Linked DNA regions of Homo sapiens: region 1 is linked to region 2. Evidence: chromatin loops called from intact Hi-C (ENCODE). Cell type or tissue: mammary epithelial cell. All regions are shown on one strand. Links, peaks and the distances in the headings refer to the core of each region. The heading gives the core; the rest is flanking DNA.

Region 1 (4,390 bases), core at 120-4,119, 350 kb after region 2:
GAGTTCGAGAGCAGCCTGGGCAACATGGCGATACCCTGCCTCTATTAAAAATACAAAAATTAGCTAGGCATGGTGGCGTGCACCTGTAATCCCAGCTACTAGGGAGGCTGAGGCAGGAGAATCGCTTGAACCCAGAAGGTGGAGGTTGCAGTGAGCCGAGATCGTGCCTCTGCACTCCAGCCTGGTGACAGAGCAAGACTCTATCTCAAACAAACAACAAAAAAACCCAAAAAGAATTTAACAGAAATTTTTAAATATTCAGGATGACCCAACTTGTTGGAGTCCTGAAGGAAGTGAAGTGATGGGGTGCAGGAACATCTCAGAGAGGAGGGATCCAGGCTAATCAGGTACATGTGCTCTGGGTACCCGTGGGATCAATGCATCTGGCAGAGTGGGTGAGAAGGAGAGCAGGGTGGAGAGAGGGGGGAGAGAAGTTTCGATGGAAAGGATGTGTCTCCCACAAATGACCTGTCACCAAGCTGGACTCTCACCCTCCTGGGGCTGGCGAAGTTTGGCTGTGCTCCTCTGTTATCACTTGGACCACTGAATAAATCAATTATTTAATTCCATTTAGTTGAAAGTAAGTTTAACATATGTGCAATAGCTAACAAAGGCAGGCATTCAAAGGCTACTACTTCTTTAACACAAATTCTAGGTCGCTATCTAACCTCCAACTGGTACTTAGCCAAGAGAATTCACATATCACACCACCACCTTATATCTACAACGTATATACAGGCTTTGGAACAATTTTTATATCCATTCATTGTCCCACGTGATTCCTCTGCATATCCCAGGAGAGATGTGGGTACTCTCATGCCCTGTATATGGATAGATAAATTGAGGGTGAGGTTATGAAACCCAGTGACAGAATTGGGACTAGGACCTTGTGGGACAAGGATCTTGGTTTGCTGACTCCTGATTCAGGGCTCTTCTATAATAGCTCATAAGAACTCTAACTGAAAAGATTTCTCATGGTTAAAGGAGGATAACCCTTTAGAGATACACATGAAATCCACACGCATGTACTGAGCAGAGTCAGAGGGAATTTTTTTGTTTTTTTTTTGAGACGAAGTCTTACTCTGTTGCCCAGGCTGGAGTGCAGTGGCACAATCGCCACTCACCGCAACCTCCACCTCCCAGGTTCGAGTGATTCTCCTGCCTCAGCTTCCTGACTAGCTGGGATTACAGGTGTGCGCCACTACGCCCAGCTGATTTTTGCATTTTTAGTAGAGATGGGGTTTCACCGTGTTGGCCAGGCTATTCTCAAACTCCTGACCTTGGGTGATCTGCCCGCCTCAGCCTCCCAAAGTGCTGGGATTACAGGCATGAGCCACCGCACCTGGCCAGAGGGAATTTAACATAGGGAATAAATAGTCCCATAGGTATTAGAGGACTGAAGACGTAAAAAGGGGATATCCCAGCAACACAGAGATAGTAGCTGCAGGGAACATTTCCCACACCTAGGACTAGAGAAGAAGGGGAAGCGGGTGGGACTGATAGAACTTAGAGGTTCAGGGAAGAGGCCTCGAAGAGCTGAGCCTCAGACTTCAAGAAGGGACCGCGGCCCAGATGGGGCCAGGACCTCTGAGCTTGGAGGAAGCATGCACTAGAGGGAACCTTGAAGCCGGTAGGAGAGGCGTCCTGCTCCTTCCTGTTTGCTGGTTGTCCCTGTTTGTGGCATCCACAGTGGTTCTTCACCCTGGCAGTGGTGACTGGTTTCATTTCTTTTTTTCTGCACTCCCAGAACAAGGCTCATCATGCCTCCTACTGGCAGAACCTAACAGGAAGCTGCAGGGGAAGAAGGTGGTTTCCAGCATCTCAGCAGGAACCTGGAAGCTGAGCGTAGGAGGGTGGGTTTGGAGCTGAGACAATACCTCATAACCAGCACACCACCTGACTGCAGGAATTGCCAGAAATTCAAGTGCCATTGTTTCCAGAGTATCCTGATGTGTGACTTTTTTCCCCGTCAGGAATTCCCAGCATCTGACGGTTTGTTGGAATTTTGTTTGGTTTCTGTTTTGTTTGCGTACATTTCATTCATTTAAGTCGTATTCTTTTTTTTTTTTTTTTGAGATGCAGTCTGGCTCTGTTGCCCAGGTTGGAGTATGGGTGGTGCAATCTCAGCTCACTGCAATCTCCGCCTCCCGGGTTCAAGCAATTCTCGTGCCTCAGCCTCCCAAACAGCTGGGATTACAGGAACCTGCCATCACACCCGGCTAATTTTTGTGTTTTTAGTAGAGACGGGGTTTCACCATGTTGGCCAGGCTGGTCTAGAACTCCCTACCTCAGGTGATCCATCCGCCTCGGCCTCCCAAAGTGCTGGGATTACAGGCGTGAGCCACTGCGCCCGGCCCATATTCTTTTATTAAAGGTTAATTTCCTAGTTTATACCAGTGTCTATTTCACCATATACTTGTCATCACCGGGTGCTCCTTTCTTTTTAAGCTAAAAATACTCTTTGGCACCAGTTGTGGGTCTCTAGCAAAGCAGAAACTGCCACTTCGTGGTTCCTTTCCACCTTTCTACCTGTATTTCTTTTTTTTTCTATTTCTTTTTTTCTTGATACAGGGTCAAAAAAGGCTAGAGTGCAGTGGCACGATCACAGCTCATTGCAGCCTTGACCTCTCAGGCTCAAGTGATCCTCCCACCTCAGCCTCCTGAGTAGCTGGGACTATAGGCATTCACCACTACCCCTGGCTAATTTTTAAATTTTTTATAGTAGGGCCTCACTATGTTGCCTAGGCGGTCTGGAACTCCTGAGCTCAAGGGGCTAGCCTCCCAAAGTGCTGAGATTATAGGCATGAGCCACAGTGCTCAGCCTTGTATTTCAATCTAAGATACCATTACTTATAAAATGAACCATTATTTTATATACCACTGATAAAAGAAAAACATTTCCAATTAAACTATGACACTTTTCTAATCACTTACTTTTTAAAAAGTTACTAAAAGAGCTTTTAGATTTAGACATATTTACACAGATATGTTTATTTACTTAGAAAAATATAAGCAAAATAGGTCGGGGCAGTGGCTCACGCCTGTAATCCCAGCACTTTGGGAAGCCGAGGTGGGTGGATCACCTGAGGTCAGGAGTTCGAGACCAGCCTGACCAACATGATGAAATCCCGTCTCTACTAAAAATACAAAAATCAGCCGGCCGTGGTGGTGCCTGCCTGTAATCCCAGCTACTCATGAGGCTGAGGCAGGAGAATCGCTTGAACCCAGGAGGCGGAGGTTGCAGTGAGAAGAGATTGCGCCACTGCACTCCAGCCTGGGCAACAGAGTGAGACTTCATCTCAAAAAAAAAAAAGAAAAGAAAAGAAAGAAAAATATAGGCAAAATAAATTGATTCAGGGATTCCTAAAACTTCTTTACATCCTCATCCTTTTGAGTAACACTTTAACTCAGTCAACAACCCATACTTTTCTATGCAACTTTGTCCTTTGTGCCATCAAACATGTTGGTGATACAGCATTAAAAGAAAAACAAAAACAAAAAACAAAAATTCAGCTGGGCATGGTGGCTCATGCCTATAGTCCCAGCACTTTGGGAGGCCGAGGCAGGCAGATCACTTGAGCTCAGGAGTTCGAGACCAGCCTGGCCAACATGGTAAAACCTCATCTATACTAAAAATACAAAAATGAGCCAGGCGTAGTGGCAGGAGCCTGTAATCCAGCTCCTTCGGAGGCTGAGGCAGGAGAATCTCTTGAACCTGGGGGGCGGAGGCTGCAGTGAGCCAAGATTGCGCCACTGAACTCCAGTCTGGGTGACAGAGTGAGACCCTGTCTCAAAACAAACAAACAAACAAACAAACAATTCATAAAAGAAACTAAAAGCCATTGGTCTGGGCCCTTAAGCAGACTTTGAAATTATGGAGAGCTTTCCTGTTTTTAAAAGCCTCTCAAACTTTCCCTTACTTGCTCTCCATTCAATTCAGGGGTTAAAAAAATGTTCTACTACTGTCTCTGGGGTTTCCTCTGAGGTTGCTGATGCCCCTTCTTTTTAATTGCATTTTTATTTTTCTAACACCTACCTCTTACACAGAAATGATGCCCCTTCTGCATGTTTTGATGCCGGCACAGGTGTAAGCAATGAGAACTATGCCATACCTGCCTCCTTGCCAACAGTTGATAACCACAGACAGGAAGACACTGATTTCAGGGATGAGAAGAAACAGGTGTCTTAGAAACACGGTACTCTCCACTCATCCTCTGGAATCCTTCTATAACCTTCAGTCCCTGTATTCTCTGGGTCCACACATGCCTTCAAGAGCTATGTCAGCCTCCTTGAGGCTTGAGGGGGAAAAAGTCACTCTGCTTTTCTCTTCTCTCATTAAAAACAACAAAAACTAGACTTCCAAAGCATTAAACATGTAGGGAGCTTAGAG
Region 2 (4,390 bases), core at 254-4,253:
GCTCCTGGCCCTACGTTCTATAGGTATTCTCTCCCCTCATACCTCAAACTCCTGACACAGGGCACCCACTAGTGGATAGTGTTCCCCAGAATACCATTGCATTTCATCAGCAGTGGAAGCTTTCACAACCTCATTGCTACCGTGTGCCCGACCTATCTACGCTTCCTCTACCAACCATGAAGAGGTCCTCACTGCCAGCCTGGTAGTCAGCAGTCCAGCTCCAGAATCCCACCTCAGCATCCGCATTTTGCAGCTCACTCCCGGCACACACGATCATAGCTGGAGCTCCCCACAGGAAGTAGACTCTGAGATAAAGATGACCACACAGAAGTTTACTGGTACCCCAGGAGCAATACCTTTGGAACCGAAGACTCGTAGGGGTAGGGAAAGAGCAATGTTGGGCAGAGGAAGATAGAGCCTCAACATCGTCCCAAGTTTGGGTGAAAAGACTGGACCTTTAAAAAACCCTACTGACCAATCACTGGATGCAGCTGCCCAGAAAGGAGGCAGGACCCGAGGTCAAGATGATGCTCTTCAGCTGAGGAAACTCCCAAAGAGGACGGCAGCTGCGGACTGTCTGCTGTCCACAGCAGCGCGTGGGGAGGTCGGCCTGCAGTCCTGGAGGGAATCTGGGTGGCTAATCACGCAACCACTAGATTAGGTACAGATGCAGGCTGGTCCGAGACAGGATTCTCTTGCGACTGCTCCAGACGTTTCTGTTAGTAGAAAGCCAGATCACCCGATGGGCGGGGAGAGGCGCGTGCACTGTTTAACGTGGTCTAACTCAGACCAAGGGTGGGGGAACCCCCGCCCGAGGAGGAATCTGTTTTTAAGCTGAGATTAAATCAAGTGCGACCCCTGATTAAACTCAGCCTTTTGCTTAACTGTACTTGTCAATATAACACATAATTGGAAGCTTTTAAGCATATTTGGGACAATTTGGGTGTGAGTCTACCTTTTCAACTGTAAGTTTTACAAGATGTAAATGCAGATCGAGTATTTCTCATGAAAATGTAGCATCCAGGTGGAGATGTGATGGAAGTGCAAATTACACACTAGGTTTGAAAGAGTGTAAGAGTGTAAAATATATCATTAATAATTTTAAAATACTGATTACATGTTGAAATATGTAGATATATTGGGTTAAATAAAATATATTATTAAAATTCTTTTTTCTTTTTTTTTTTTTTTTGAGACGGAGTCTTGCTCTGTCGCCCAGGCTGGAGTGCAGTGGCGAGATCTCAGCTCACTGTAAGCTCCGCCTCCCGGGTTCATGCTATTCTCCTGCCTCCGCCTCCTGAGTAGCTGGGACTACAGGTGCCCGCCACCACACCCGGCTAATTGTTTTGTATTTTTAGTAGAGACGGGGTTTCATCGTGGTTTCATCGTGTTAGCCAGGATGGTCTCATCTCCTGACCTCGTGATCCGCCTGTCTCGGCCCCCTAAAGTGCTGGGATTACAGGCGTGAGCCACCGCGCCAGTCCCTCTTTTTTTTTTTTTTTTTTTTAAGAGACAGGGTCTCACCACCACACCCAGCTAATTTTTGCATTTTTTTTTTGTAGAGAAGAGGGTCTCACTATGTTGCCCAGACTGGTCTCGAACTCCTGGGCTCAAGCGATCCGCCCGCCTCAGCCTCCCAAAGGTGCTGGGATTACAGGCGTGAGCCACCGTGCCCGGCCTCTTTTTACTTTTTCAGTAGGGCTACCAGAAAATTTAAAATCATCCATTTGGCTCGCCTTGTATTTCTTTTGTATTTCTTTGAAACAACGCTGGGTTAGGAACAGTAAGGCATAGCTATATGCAGTTTTCATATTGGCCACCAGGTGGCAGCCTTATACCGGGTGGTTTTCAGACTCTTGGGAGGCCGGTGGGTGGAGCGGGGGACAGACGCAGATTTCACCAGCAAGTGAAAAAGTCCCTTAGCCAGGTTTGTGCTTGCTATTCCATTTTTATATTACTTACGCCTCACATTTATTTGTATGTAGATGGTTGTTGACATAATAAAATACATGTAATTTCCTCTGTGTTTAAGAGCAGTTCTCCCTCACTGAGCTGGGAGTTTCCTTAAGAAACCTGGCTCTTAATTATATAGAGAGAGACTGGGCGCGGTGGCTCTAATTATATATAGAGACACCCAGCGCGGTGGCTCACACCTGTAATCCCAGCACTTTGGGAGGCCGAGGTGGGTGGATCGCCTGAGGTCAGGAGTTCGAGACCAGCTTGACCAACATGGTGAAATACATGTCTCCACTAAAAATACAAAAATTAGCTGGGCATGGTGGCATGCACCTGTAATCCCAGCAACTCAGGAGGCTGAGGCAGGAGAATTGCTTGAACCTGGGAGGAAGAGGTTGCAGTGAGCTGAGATTGCACCACTGCACTCCAGCCTGGGCAACAGAGTAAGACTCCATCTCAAAAAAAGAAAAAAAAATACACACACACACACACAGAGAAAGACAGGGTGACAGGGTCTTGCTCTGTCACCCATGCTGCAGTGCAGTGGTGTGATCATAGCTCACTGCAGCCTCGAACTCCTGGGCTCAAGTGATCCTCATGCCCCAGCCTCCTGAGCAGCACATTACAGGTGCCACCCGCTGCACCCAGCTACTTTTTCTTTTTTTTAAAGGAGTCTCACTATGTTGCCCAGGCTAGTCTCAAACTCCTGGCCTCAAACAATCCACCCGCCTCTGCTTTTTTTTTTTTTTTTGAGACAGTCTCACTCTGTTGCCCAGGCAAGAGTGCAGTGGCACCATCTTGGCTCATTGCAACCTCTTGCCTCCTGGGTTCAAGCAATTCTTGTGCCTCTGCCTCCTGCGTAGCTGGGATTACAGGCATGTGCCACCACGCCTGGCTAATTTTTGTATTTTTGGTAGAGATGGGGGTTTCACCATGTTGGCCAGGCTGGACTCGAACTCCTGACCTCAGATGATCCGCCTGCCTCTGCCTCCCAAAGTGCTGGGATTACAGGTGTGAGCCCCTGCGCCCGGCCGGCTTGATACTATTTTTAATAGTCGACTTTGGATCCCACTCCTGTGCCCAAGCTCTCTCTCATTTTGCTTTTCCCCTCTTCACACATCCATTCTCCAAGTTAATTTCTCTTCATGTCCTTATAATTAAATTCCATCTATAACCTTAATTCCAACCTATTAGACGCATCATCAGAACGGCTGACAGTGCACGGGCAGAGAAAGGTATTAGGAAAGCCAGTGAAGTAGAAAATGCAGGAGGGAGCCCATTCCATTCCTGCCAAGATGCCGGGTTAGTGTGGAATGTTGGCTGCCCCCCAGGACCAGCCATGATAGATTTTTTTTAGATGGAGTCTCACTCTGTCACCAGGCTGGAGTGCAGTGGCAAGATCTCGCCTCACTGCAACCTCTGCCTCCTGGGTTCAAGCGATTCTCCTGCCTCAGCCTCCTGAGTAGCTGGGACTACAGACACCCACTACCACACCTGGCTAATTTTTGTATTTTAATAGCAATGGGGTTTCACCATGTTGGCCAGGATGGTCTCAATTTCCTGACCTCATGATCTGCCCTCCTCGGCCCCCAAAAGTGCTAGGATTACAGGCGTAAGCCACCATTCCCAGCCCATGATGGATCTTTAGAGGGAAACATCAAGAGACAGGAAGACCTGGGAGAAGAAGCAAAGATCGGAACCTGTGGTTACGTGGGGAGGCTAGAGCTGTGGCCCAAGGCAGAAGGCTGTGAACTCGGCTGTGCAAGGAAAAAACAGGAAGTGAGCACCAGGGTTCTGCTCTGCTTCCGACCCAGCTCCAGGGCTTTGGGGCAATGGGTGCCTGCCCCTGGCCTGCAGGTGCCCTCAGGATAAAGTGGGTCATGCCGAGGCACTGTACAGGGGAGGAAATGAAAAAGACTTAGAACTATAAAGTGTGTATCAAATTGCAATAAAAAAGGCCAGGTGTGGTGGCTCACACCTGTAATCTCAGCACTTTAGGAAGCCGAGGTAGGTGGATCAGTTGAGGTCAGGAGTTTGAGACCAGCCTGGCCAACATGGTGAAACCCTGTTCTTACTAAAAATACAAAAATTAGCCAGGCATGGTGGTGGACACCTGTAATCCCAGCTATTTGGGAGGCTGAGGAGGGAGAATCACTTGAACTCAGGAGAGGTTGCAGTGAGCAGAAATCATGCCACTGCATTCTAGTCTGAGCATAAGAGCAAGACTCCATCTCAAAAAAAAAAAAAAAAAAAATACAATGAAAGCAGTGTTTGGAGGAAAGCTTGCCTCCTGAAATACTTTTATGAGAAAAGAACACACTGAAAATTACTGAGCTGAGTATCTAAATTTGTGATGTTAAAAAATCACAAATGGATACATACAGATTAGGAAGCCAGCATTACCCTGATACAAAAGCCAGATAAAAACATCAGA

The links. Peaks named below come from ENCODE experiments on the same cell type or tissue, not always from the same donor. Only the 100,000 strongest peaks of a DNase experiment are listed, where the experiment ranks them.
Region 1: it touches region 2 in a loop (19-fold over the local background); 3 of 110 quality-filtered maps call a loop at or near these places.

Annotation. Positions count from the first base shown.
Region 1 is chr16:75,548,661-75,553,050 of GRCh38, forward strand. The region is part of intron 2 of TMEM231 (transmembrane protein 231); the gene reads right to left. Among named protein-coding and RNA genes, the nearest start is that of TMEM231, 5.4 kb to the right of the region's middle. RefSeq lists enhancers at 1,519-1,588, 1,629-1,688. In mammary epithelial cell, for the core only: a CTCF peak has its summit at 1,775 (motif pointing left); a DNase peak (open chromatin) is centred at 1,821; H3K4me3 peaks cover 182 bases; H3K27ac peaks cover 648 bases.
Region 2 is chr16:75,197,685-75,202,074 of GRCh38, forward strand. No RefSeq gene overlaps it. Among named protein-coding and RNA genes, the nearest start is that of CTRB2, 7.3 kb to the right of the region's middle. RefSeq lists enhancers at 128-628, 1,667-1,961, 3,813-3,892. In mammary epithelial cell, for the core only: a CTCF peak has its summit at 1,822 (motif pointing right); a DNase peak (open chromatin) is centred at 1,837.